Linked DNA regions of Mus musculus: region 1 is linked to region 2. Evidence: chromatin contacts called from ENCODE POLR2A ChIA-PET data. All regions are on one chromosome and are shown on one strand. Each heading gives the region's core, a stretch centred on a gene start or an enhancer-like site at or near the end of the contact. The rest is flanking DNA. Distances are from core to core; before and after follow the strand shown. Region 1 holds the start of Pex16 (peroxisomal biogenesis factor 16). Region 2 has its middle 26 kb from the start of Gm31473.

The links. ChIA-PET counts read pairs that join two places held with the same protein, here RNA polymerase II (POLR2A).
Region 1: POLR2A ChIA-PET joins it to region 2 with 10 read pairs in embryonic stem cell. The contact joins the promoter of Pex16 here to the enhancer-like site in region 2. POLR2A ChIA-PET finds 5 or more read pairs at or near these places in 3 of 5 experiments (Patski and embryonic stem cell).

The regions. Positions count from the first base shown.
Region 1 is chr2:92,372,169-92,378,417 of GRCm38, reverse strand. Pex16 (peroxisomal biogenesis factor 16) reads right to left here and starts at 3,179. Exons shown (of 11, transcript NM_145122.2): 1 at 2,743-3,179; 2 at 2,512-2,547; 3 at 1,715-1,791; 4 at 855-988; 5 at 627-727. The coding sequence starts at 2,854.
Region 2 is chr2:92,051,383-92,057,536 of GRCm38, reverse strand. No RefSeq gene overlaps it. Among named protein-coding and RNA genes, the nearest start is that of Gm31473, 26 kb to the right of the region's middle. Within about 2 kb of position 1,601, at least 1 of the 3 ENCODE cell types and tissues checked has a DNase peak (open chromatin) inside an H3K27ac peak, as active enhancers do.

The sequences.
Region 1 (6,249 bases), core at 1,930-4,429, 320 kb before region 2:
AGAGGGAAGCACTCTGGCACCTACCCTGGCCCAGGAAGAGGCCATCCTCACGCACAGTCAGTCAACCAAGAGCCTAAAGATACTAAAGGAAGGATAGGAGGGCCCACCCCATCAACATCTGTCGGGGCTATAGGACTGTGAGGCTGCATTCTCTCGATCTCTTGTGGTCAAGTTCACATCACTGTCCCCTTTCAAAATAAGGGGGAAGACTGGAGGCTGACGGAGGGGCCCAGAGCAGCCAGGTGCCCTGCCTCTTGAGGATACGGTTCATGATACAGAACCAGGCCCAAGACAATTTTGGCAGGACACCTACCTTGTGCTGGTGCGCTATCCCTAGTTCCTGTAGCCTACAACAGAAAAGAAGGACTCTTGCACACGTCCCAAGTTCAGGGATGGGAGTGAAGCTCAGTGGTAGAGCACTCGACTCGCATGTACAAGACACTGGGTTTGACCGGCAGGAGCTCAAACAAATAAACTCCCAAGTTTAAGTTCTCATTTTCTCCAAACCTTGCCTTCTTCTTTCTTATAGAATAAATAAATGGGAGTACTGAGCTGACAGGAAATGTGCTGCAGAGCCTCAGAGCAGTCCCACACCCCACTCCACTCCTGGGAGAGAAGCAGCTTACCCAAGGGCTGTGCCTGAGTTTCCCTGTCCAGTGGAACAATGGGGGGTGATGTCTGAATGCCAGCCTTGAACCAGATCAACAGGAGCATGCGCAGGACGGCCCTGGGGTGGGGATTATGGCAGTTAGGGGAAAGCGGTTAGAAAGCAGGTAGCAAGGCTGCTCTGCTGAGCACCTCATTGCTGGACTGGGTCACCCCACCTCAGTCCTGCCCTCCACAACCCAACCTACTTGGCCAACTGGATGAGAGCAATGACGAGCCAACGGCCTACTTCGCCCCACACCTTGGCAGCCCCCATCTCCATGAACACCTCCACACACTCCAGTACACTCAGCCATGTCAGCAACTTCTGCTGGGACAGCGACTGCAAGAAGCCCAGAGGTCAGGGAGCTTCTCTACCCCAAGTGCTGTCTTAGAAAAAGCAGGCTGCTCCAGCAGGTGGGGGCCTCCTCCTTTCTAAGCCTAACACCTCAGTTCAATACCAAATCCATTGCTACCAGGCTGGCTGGCCTGGGACAGGCCTTTCTAGCTCTCTAAGACTTCATGCATGAGGGCTGGAGAGACGCTCTTCTACAGGTCCTGAGTTCAATTCCCAGCAACCATATGGTAGCTCACAACCAGCTGTAATGGAATCGGATGCCCCCTTCTGGTGTGTGTCTGAAGACAGCTAAAGTGTACTCATATATGCAAAATAAATAAACCTTAAAAAAAAAAAAAGACATCTGTAGGATTTAGTTTGTTTTTTGGAGACAGGGTTTCTGTGCGTAGCCCTGACTGCCCTGGAACTCACTCTGTAGAACAGGGTGGCCTTGAACTCGAAAATCCGCCTGCCTCTGCCTCCCAAGTGCTGGGATTAAAGGCGTGCACCACCATTGCCCAGCCTTGTTTTTTGTTTGTTTGTTTGTTTTATTTTGTTTTTTAAAAGAAAAGAAAAGAAACTTCATGCATGAGACTACCAACAATTGATCTGCGGCTCATGTGGGCATGCCTCACTCTCTGAGACAACGACATGTACCACACGTGCTGGTCATTACTGTTTTCCTCCCAAGTCCCTGAGCTTCCCACCCCCAGCTCCTGGCAAAGTTCTCACCACAGGCAACTTTTTTCGAAGCTCCTTCCTCAGGATCCCGTCATTGAGCAGCACCAGCAGGTTCGAGGCAGAGTACACTGAGAAGCAGATTGTGGTCTTGAGAGGCCGGCCCTGCTGTGGCCTTCACCCCTCTCACCCTTACCCCAGAGCCCTACCGATCACAGCTACCCACAGACTGTGTGGAAACCAACAAGCCTCTCCGCCCACTACCTCAGAGCCCCATTCTCTCCATGATGACATCTGAGCCAGTAAGAAATGAGCTGATTGGAGTGACAAGCCAGCCCTTGCTCTGCTGGACAGCACTGGTTACTGAGCTGCTCAAAACTGCCTGTCATGTTCCAAACAGCCAAATGTGTGGTCCCACCAACTCATCTTTGCTCTCTTCAGATGGTCCCCCCTGAAGGACTACATCACACCTACCTTTCAAAATCCCCCTCATCCTTTCATGATCTTCACTACCCCCACTAAGCAAACAGAGCCCTTACAGCAGGGAGGTGGGGGCACTTGAACACTGGTCCTGACATCAAGGACTTTTCTGAACTTGTATTCCTTCAGCTAGACAGAACAACAGTGCCCTTCTCATACTCATAGGTCTGATGAACTAGCAAGGTCAGGAAAGTTGCTTAATCCTAAGCAAAACCAGGAGTGAGAAGCCAGTCAGAGCCCTCACAGGTCGCCCAACTCTGGGGACACCAACTGTCTTGGGCGATGGACAGCTGATCTAGAGGGAAGCTCAGGACCTTCAATCAAGGTTCCGCTGGAAGCCTTCTCCCTCCCCAGCCCAGAGTCCAACTTACCCAGTTCAGACAGCTCGTGTGAATCGGAGAAGCGACCTAGGGAAGAAGGTATAGAAGGCGTTGGTGAGCGTCTGTTTTACCCTGCGGCTTTGGGTTCTCTAGTTTCCTCTACGCCACAGGAACCCAGACAGAACTGAAGCACCGCGACCACTACCCTGGGTCAGCAGGCAAAGAGCCATAGGGTTCCTGGGTCAGAGTCCCCAAGAAATGGGTCAAAGGTCAGTGTGGCACCTGCCAGCAGGTAACTGAGGCCCCGCACAGCCGTCTCCAACTGGGCCGTGGCGGCTGGATGACGAGTCACATACTCCTGGTAGCGGAGGCTCAGGAGCCGTAGCTTCTCCATCCTGCTCTGGCCACTGACAGTCCCACCGGCCGACAGCAAGGCTGGCAGCGGCGCCCTGCGTCCTGAGCCCTCCTTCCTGCTTCCGGCCCTAAGCCCGCCTCCCGGTTGCTCAACTTCCGCAGCCCAGGAGGACTTAGACCCGCGGAGCCCCTGAACGCCCCTTCACCCCATCTCTAGCGCCTCCTCCCCGAGACCGGGAGCTCCCACCCTCCCTCCTTCCAGCCATTGGCTCCTTCTCTCTCCGCCCTGAAGCTCTCTAGAGCTTCTGGCACCCGATCTGCAGCCTCCTTGGTTGGCTGTCTTGGCGCCTGCGTAGTTACAACTTGCGGGCAGGCTGAACAGTTCATACTAGAGAAGGTACTAAGGAGCCTCAGACTTTCTCAGAAGATCGCCGAGAGCTCGAACGGGAGGGTCGGGAAGCAAAGAGTTTGGGATTTAAGGCACAGGGAACCTTGAAATTGTCGTAAATAGGTCTCAGCAGCCGCCAGTCTCGAGTTTTTCACAAAAGCCAGTGCCGGGTTTTTGCTGGGGCAAGCCTAACCAGCAGATTTAGAACAGTGGCTTCGGCTCCAGTTTCTTCAGAACACATGGACCCCCAAAACCCGTACCCGATGACTCCCTCCTTGGAGAATACCCTGGCCTATCCCTCTGCTCTCCGTTTAGGGACGACCCTGCGCATTAGCTTCCCCGATCTGCACCTCGGGTTTCCTCATCTACAAAATTATTTGGGCCCGACTTGGACCTTGAACTCGGAATGAATCCCAGCGTTTTCCGGCCCTTGGATGCACTTCCAGGTTCTAAGCTGGCCTCCAAGAGTTGGTGGAAACTCCTATGGCTCCATTCATGAACTGAGCTGCAATGCTGTCAAGGTGCTGCAGAAGTGGAGGGAGGGAACCGTTCCTGGGAGGCAGTTGATTGGCTGTGGGAAGAGGGGGCTTGGCAAATCTGCGCCATTGCGGACTCCGCCCGCGAATTTATGGTATATAAAGAATTGTAATACATTTAATACCCTACCAGATATTATCTTTAGACAAGGACAGAATATGCCGTTACGCCCATCCACTATATTACGTGCATGTACGAAAATGTCATAATGAAGCTCATTATTTTAGTTTGCATGTTTTGAGACAGGATCTCACTGTGAACCCCTGGCTGGCCTCAAATGCATAGAGATCTGCCTACGTCTGCCTCCCAAGTGCCGGGATTAAAGGCATGTGCCAGCACAAGAGACAAAGCACATTGTTTTGTACAATTAATAAAACACTAATAAAAATTCTCATTAGAGAGCTGGAAAGATGGATTCAGGAGTTAAGAAATGCTCGTTTAACCGGGCAGTGGTGGCACACACCTTAATCCCAGCACTTCGGAGGCGGAGGCGGAAGCAGAGGCAGGCAGATTTCTGAGTTCGAGGCCAGCCTGGTCTACAAAGTGAGTTCCAGGACAACCAGAGGTACACAGAGAAACCCTGTCTCGAAAAACCAATAGCCTGAGCCAGAACCAGGCGGTTTAAGCAGCACACTCACCAGGAATTTAAGGCACAGGGAATGAAGTGTCCCAACATGCCACCACTTCCTTCCCTTTCTTTGATCCATGTGGAGCCAGGCTCCCATTGTTGCCAACCACTCGTGCCAGCAAAGATTCAAGGAAAGGTGCGGTGAGCCTCAGAAGAGTCTGGTATGGGAACTGTGGAAGTCGTTTTTCACCCTGTCCTGAGGCCTCACGTGCTCCTCACCCTACTGGCAATTGTGATGGCTCGATCTTCGTTGATGGCTTGGTGGGTTTGGAATCGCTGTAGCAACAAAGCTCCGAGTTTATGGCAACACATCCATGGTTGTATTCCCAGAAACACTGAATCTAGGGGCCTCGGTCTGGATGTTTGTATCCTTATCGCTTGGATTAGAGTCCTGAGCTGAAGGAAAGAGAAAGCAAGCCGAGCACCTGCGCTGTCTTCCTGTTGTTTCCGGACTGTGGCTACAATGTGGCCAGCTGCCTCTGGCTTAGGAAACTACGGCTTCCCCGCTAGGATGCATTGTACCCTGTAACTGTGAACCAAAATAAATACCCACTTAAGCTTACTCTGCCAGGTGTTTCTTTTGTCACAGCCATGAGAAAGTAAGTCATAGTCAACCCTGTCCGATTGGTGGGAATTCTTACACAGATGAAGCCCAAGGAGGCCCAACCACTTATTTAAGGCTTCTGGCAGTGTCCTCTAGCCCATGACACGATGAGGCAAGCTTGGCTTAGGAATTGGCCTCAGGAAGTCAATGAGTTTACTGCCTTCTGGGCCACTCCTCCAGCCCTCTGCTGCCACTGAAGTGAAGGTGTATGTGTTTGTACTTGTGTGTGCATGCCGGCAAGTACTTAGGTGCAAGATTTCATCAGATGGTCTTTTGTTCTGGGAAGGAAAGAGGCCCTGGAGGACAGAGTGGTCCATCACCTCCCCTCCATATCCCAACAGTGAAGAGCTCATCTCTCTAGGAGAGGGGACTGGGTCCAGCCAGGCTGGCAGCAACAGAGCTGCCTGATTTTTTTTTTTCTTCTTCTAGATCTGGAGGCTGATTAGGCTCCAGAGACAAAGAGCAGAGGTGTGCGCAGGCTTGGCGGGCAGGCAGGAGGCCCCTCCCTTTTGGATTCCTGCCTGGACCTAGTGGCAAGGCTGGGCTGCAAAGGCCTCGGGATAAATTGTGCTGGATCCTCACACCTTCGGTGTGTCCTAAACCATGGGGAGAAGAAAGACCAGTTGGACAGGCCCAGATGAGGACGGCAGAATCCTAGAGAGGGTTCGGGACAGGTCCAAGGTCACAAAGCAAAGAACTGGCTCAAATGGTTGGCAGGAGAGGGGGAGATCTCAGCTCCTAAGGACTAGGCTCACTTGGGCTTTCCTTTCCTTGGAAGACTCCCAAAGGGCTTCTTGAAGGTCCAGCAGATTTTTTCTGCCCTTCCCTCTCACTACCCCACCCACAGTGCTGAAGTTTCGACAGGATCCACATGAGTGACCCAAGTGGGATCAACAGAGTTAGTATCTCCACCAGCTCACCTCTCTTTATGAAATTACCTTGGTCTAGGCTCTGCCTGTGACCCTCCGTGCTCCTTCACATTTTGATTCCCACAACCATTGCTCTGGGTTGAGGGCCACTCTCATCCACCCCTGACCCAGATCCCAACTGCACAGCAGGCTGAGGATGACAATGGAGCACCGGGACTCAAAGCCCTGCACACCAGGGTTTTCTCTTAATTCCTAAAAGTCCAAGAGGCGGCTTTCGGTTTCCATAGCAACCGCTAAAGACCTACAGGCTGATCCTCATCTCCCAGAGAAAGGCATTCCGATCACGGGAGCCAGCCCCAGGCTACTGTTGATGGATCTGCCTCCCTTTATACAACTGGACTTTCCCGCT
Region 2 (6,154 bases), core at 352-2,851:
AATTTAGATCACGGCTCTTGTAACAGGAGTGTTGTCTGGGGCTGGGGCTGGGTCTGGGTCTTGTGTCTAAATGGGAGTGCCCCCAATGAAGAGGTTGAATCTTCCTTTTTGAATACGCCTGCATCTCTGATCATCTGGGTGTAAGATTCAGGGGTGGGGTGGGGCCCTGCCCCCTGGATCTGTCTCTCAGTCGTCTTACTTTTCCAGAAGTTTGTTTGGAAATTCAATCCAGGTGTGACCGTCAATAATCACAACCTTAGGCGTGGTTAAGTAGAAGGACTCCTTGACTATAGCATTAGCAGCTGGTGGCTTTTCCAGACAGGGAAGCCAGTGAACAGATCTCAGGAGACTTGTCACCTAATAGCTGTCTCTGTTGCACTGTCTTTGAGCCAGAAGAATTAGCCCTCTTCACTCAACACAAGAGAACTCAGGCTGTCCTCGGCTGCCTCCTGCAAAATAGTGGGCCTCTTTGTCCTTCTGGGTAACGCCTTTCCTTCTGTCAGAGCATTCAGTCCACAAACATGTGACGACAACCCGAAACATACATCAGCTATCGATATAGCAGAGACCCCAACGTGAGCCCAAGGCGCATGGTTTCAACTTTCCTGCCGCGCTCCATGATATTAATAACTTTCTTCTCCAGCTGGCTCCTAACTCCCATTCCTTTGGCTCATAAAAGCACTGCTACCCAGACCGAAACAGATCGGGCCATATTTATGAAGCACGACTTACAATGAAAATCCCAAACTGACACAGTACTCCGCTGCTGACAGGAAAATGCTACTTTAAACAGCATTGACTGCTGGGACACGCTTCCTAAATTCATTTTTAAAAAATATGCATCTTAGAATTAAGTGAGTCACAATAATCAGGGGAAGAAAGAAGACAGGGTTTTTGTTAACTCTCAAGATTGTTCAATCAAAACAGACTTTCACCATCCACACCCTAAAAAAGACAGAATATGTAAGGTAAAATGCCAGGTCCCCCCCCCCCCACTTTTCTGGAAAATCCATTAACATTGAATGATCTTGGCCTTGACCTATTTTAAAAAATGAAAAGAATTGAAGGTAAGAATGAGACTGTCTCTGAAAACGGGTGGATTCCTAATCTGTGCTGGGATTGGCAGCCAGAGATGTGCACGCGCCAGCGATGCTCCTGAGCTACTACATCCCCAGACCTCTGAGTGTTCTTAAAATTCCACCCCCGAGACTGCCCCAACCCTTCTAGATGAACACCATTTCCTTCCCTTTGAGGAAGGCAGCGGAACTAGACCTGGAAGAGTGAGGGAGAAGCGAAAAACAAATTTTTCTGCAGCTCACACATGCTATAGCCAGTCGAGTCAAGGACACTATATATGGGCGCCGCCTAGGTGTGAATGTGCGGTCCTGCATTCTGTTTGAGGCCCAAATCTCCAGCACACTGCGGTATGCCCTAAGACCGATATATCGTCCTACAGAGATGTTTCCATCCAGAGGGCCTCCTCCCTAGCTCAGGGTCTTCTGCATGTTCAGCTGCTCGGGGTACAGAGCTGGAAACTCTCCCGGTGCATTCCTGCTGGGAGCTCGCCAAGCCCATTGGGGAAACGTCTGCAACGCTTAGTCTGGGGAAATGAGTTTTGCACTTTCACAGAGTGTGAAATTCCTCAGGGGCATTCTTGTACTCGGAAAGAGAAATCAAACCCAGCTCTTTCCTTCAGGGTCCTTGCGGTTAAGAAAGTAAGTCGAATACAGATCAGTCTGTGGCCAGCGGTGCATGGGGACAGGAGCAACAGAGCTATCTGGCTCACAAGCTTGAGATTTTAGGAGCTTGTGTTGCAGGCGGGTAGACATAGGGAGGGGCAACCAATGCGCCTAAACCACCAAGAAGGAGCTCAAAACTGCGCTATCTTCCTAGAAACCTTGGCGGCGCGGCCCGCTGCTTGCTGTCTGATGCAACAGTTTGCAACGCGGTTCTGGGAGTGGAGGCCTGTGGTGCGGCACTCGGGCCGCTGACGCGCATGCGCCGGCTGTGTCCTGCCCCGCCCCGCGGCGGGAATCTTTTCACCAGATGTGCGGGGCGGGGATGGAGGCGGGGCCGGAGGCGCGAAGACCTTTTGGCAGATCGCGCTTGCGATCTGAGCCGAATTAGAGTTCTTCGCAGGCATTGGCTGACTGACCCAGTGATCCAAAAAAAATCACCCCAAAGGAGCCTGGAGAGAGAAGTTAAAGAGCTAGCTGGCTTTTGAGTCGACCTCCCTTCCCGAGCCTCCGGATTTCTGCTGCTGTCCCACCTATCCTGCCCTGAACATTTTCTTTGCAGGAGGGAACATGTCACATCAATATGTTCTGCCTTTCAGATGTCTGACGATCCAGATGAAGACGATTGTCTTCCATATACACATTCCTCCGGTATTATAGATTGTAACTGACTTCTATTTTATTAACTGTTTCTCTAAATTAACTTTAAATCGATTCTCTTTTTATGTACCCTTGCCTCAAGAGATAACATTAGAGAAACCATAGCCTGAAAATAAGCTCAGAACTATTCAAATAAAAATGTTTGTTGTTGTTAGCTAAAGTTGTCTTATCTACCGCATTGGGGGTGTCTGGAGGTAATAATAGCCATTGTGCTAAGGTTTGTCAATGTTAGCAGAACTACTCGAAGCATTGTACACCTTCTACGGTCTCCTGATGCCCAAGGAAGTGGATGTTCTCTGGGAAGCCCAGAGAAGTTAAGCAATTTGCTTGAGATCACAAAACTAGAGACGAAGTCCACTAGCCTGATGATTCTAAAACCTCCTTTCAAAAGCCCAATGCAAGAAGGACCCAAAGATTTCTCCCAATCCCACCCCTCTTTTTAAAACAGGCACAAATGTCAGGGTCTGGATGAAGACCTCCAAAAATCTATTGTCAAGGGAATAGTGGCATAGGACGGAGGGGGTTAGCCCAACCAAGGTTCTGTACTGATTCTGCTGTTAAGAGCTTGGGCCTTTTGTTGCCTTAACCGAGGAATCGTCCACAGCAGAATTTTCTTTCTTTCTTTTTAAAAGATTAGTTATCTAATCAATCATACCTTCACACAATTTAGTTTATTTTTGGTGTGTGTGTTGTCTGTATGTATGTCTGTCCCAGACGAGGATAAGCTGCCGCTGGATGACCACCCAGGCGTTTAAATCATTTGGAATTAAACTCCAGAAATACACCTTTAACTTATCTTTAGAACTGTTCCCACAATTCTTTCCAAAATTCGCCTCACACAGCCTTCTCCCTGGTCCCTGACTGCTTGGAAATCCCATAGGTGCTTCCAGTTAATCCATGCCTTACTGCCTACACCTCCCCTTTACCTGGCAAGGGTTGGGACATGGCTATCCATCTTTGCTTTTTCATTTTCCTCTCTGAACCAAAGTAACCCATAAATATATGATTTCTCCAAGAATCCTCTGTGTGTGTGTGTGTGTGTGTGTGTGTGTGTGTGTGTGCGTGTGTGTGTGTGTGTAATATGCACACATATTGACATCAGGTGTCTGCCTCAGTAGCTCAATTGTTCTCTCTCTCTCTCTCTCTCTCTCTCTCTCTCTCTCTCTCTCTCTCCCTCCCCCCAGTCTCTCATTGAACCTGGAGCTTGGCATTTGGCTAGAATGGCAAGCCCCCAGGATCTGCCTGCTTCTACCCCCTAGTTCTGGGGTGTCACAAATGCATGCTACCACATCCAGGTTTGTATGTAGGTGCTAGAGGTCCAAACTCAGATCTCCATGTCTACACAGCAAGCCCTTTACCCAGTGAGCGATCTTCCAATCCTCCTCTCCTCTCCTCTCCTCTCCTCTCCTCTCCTCTCCTCTCCTCTCCTCTCCTCTCCTCTCCTCTCCTCTCCTCTCCTCTCCTCTCCTCTCCTCTCCTTTCCTCTCCTCTCCTCTCCTCTCCTCTATTGGCTACAGAATCACTTAGAAATTCATGAAGAGATAAGAAGGAAAATGAGGTGCAGATTGACTTTTCAACCTGGATCAGACTTTGGGAAGTCTGATGCCAGGTGGTTGGTCAGCATATTTAAAACACATACTAGCTGGGGGGGGGGAGGGGGGAGGTTTCTAGGCAACAAGCAGTCCAAGCAGTCCAATCCCAGGTGCACAATCAAGCTTAAGGTGTGACTGCATAGTCTCCCTTGCAACTTACGTGTGACCATGCGCGTGGGCTAGATAGCTAAAGGGCCTCAAATCTAGTGCAGTCTCGGAACAATAGCGTAGAGGTCAGCAGGCCACAAAGTTCTTGTGACATCTCTTCTAAGGACGGGTAAGGATCTGGGGGTTTGGGGAGGGGAAAGAGTCTGAGATAACTGTGCTGGGGCATTTGGATAAGGTCTGCTTCGACAGCAAAAGGAGGGTGAAGTCTGCCCCCACAGAGAGCAGAAAGGTCACCAGGTTGTTAACAAAATCCACTTTCAGCTCTCTGGATGGAAGGCAGGTATTTGACTTTTATCTCCTCCATTGAGAAGACACCCCTGCAAGATTAACATTCCTGGTTCTCTGCGTGCTTCTTTGTGAGTACAAGGACCTCTGTGCCTCCAACAGGAAACTACATATCCCAGAATGCCATCCTCTCCTGGAAAGAGAACAAAAATCCTATGTCAGCCATGTGTCTCCTATTTTGGGGTTGGAAAATCTGGTCACTAGCTTGGATAAAGATTGGTATGTCCATAGACTTAATTCTTCTGGCCCCAGGCAGATGTGGATGTCCCAGGCCTCAGAGATCAGGGGAGGGGACAAGTTATTACAGCAAACAGAACCGTCAATTAGAAGCATGCATGAAGACTCGGCACGCAGCTTCAGGAAGAAGAAGGACCCCTGTCCAGGAGGGTCCTTACCACTGCCAACCCGTCCATCTCTCCACTTTCTTTCTTCCAGATTCTTCACTTAACTGTACCACTGAGCCCCTCCCTTGCCTTCGTCCCCACCCCCATCCCCACCCCCATGCTTTAACCATTTCGTATAAAATCCAGCCCACCAGACTGAGGTTTCCTTCCACCCAAATGTTATTTTCAGAAGGAGCCATTGAGGTTGGTGAGTAATTGCAGCGTTGAGCCTCTGTGAGCCAAGCTGAAAATAATCAGCGAGGCAGATGGGGTGGGAAGAGAGTGGTGCCCTTCCACTAAACAGTGGGAGAAATCCAAACGGGGTGAGTCAGAGAGAAGCAAGCGCCAGGCTGGGCCGGCTGGGCTGAGGGCCTGGAGTTCAGTTAAGGGGAAACCGCCCAAGGTGTTGGACCCTTTGACTGAGGCCCAGTCCAAGGTGGTTCCTGGCTGCACATCACAAGTCCGTATTTCTTATGACAGTCACTATGGTTCTGCTCTCACTCACTGGGGGCCACATTGGCACCTAACTGTGCCAGCTGACTTGCCTATCTTTCCAGCCAGCTTTCTCAGCTTCAGCACCATTGACACATTGGGCTGGATAATAGTCTATGGGGAACTGCCTGGAAGGATAGTCGGGAGCATATCTGGTCTCTCCTTCCTTAATGCCAGTAGCGTGCACACTCTCAGTCATAAGAATCAAAGATGTCCCCAGATGGCCAGTATGTCAGTGGTTCAAAACCACTCGTCTAGTGGACCTGTATCTAAACTATTGATGAACTCTTCTTTCCAAGTACAGCTTGGATGCCCCAAACCTACTGTGAGTACCTACTGTGTGCCAGGCTCTGTCCTCAGTACTGAAAATAGAGCAGGACACACAACAGATATGACTCCTGCTCTTGGGGGCAATGACCGGCTTTCTGGGACAGGAGACGCTCAAGAGCCTTCAGTGAGAGAGATGGAAAAGAAAGACAAGAATCTAGAAGAGGGTTCTGACCCAGATTATGAGAGTCCAAGGAGGCTCTTGGAGAAAATGAGGCCTTAGTCAGGTAGAGACTGGAGGGGGAGGGGCTCTGAGGAACACAGGCAGTGTCCCAACACCTTAAGAGACTGCTGTACATTTAAGGAACCCAAAGAAATCTGCCATGCTGCATCAGGCTCAGGACAGTGGGAAGGCATCTCTCATCCCCTAAGCTCGCACTTCCTGTCCTCATTTTTCTGTGTTCCTAGCACAGGCATGTAAACTTGGGATCATATTTAACCATCTTTCAACCACCACCCTCGTCCTGAGTCAACCCTCCTCAGTCAACCAGTTACCAAGGCTTGTCATTCT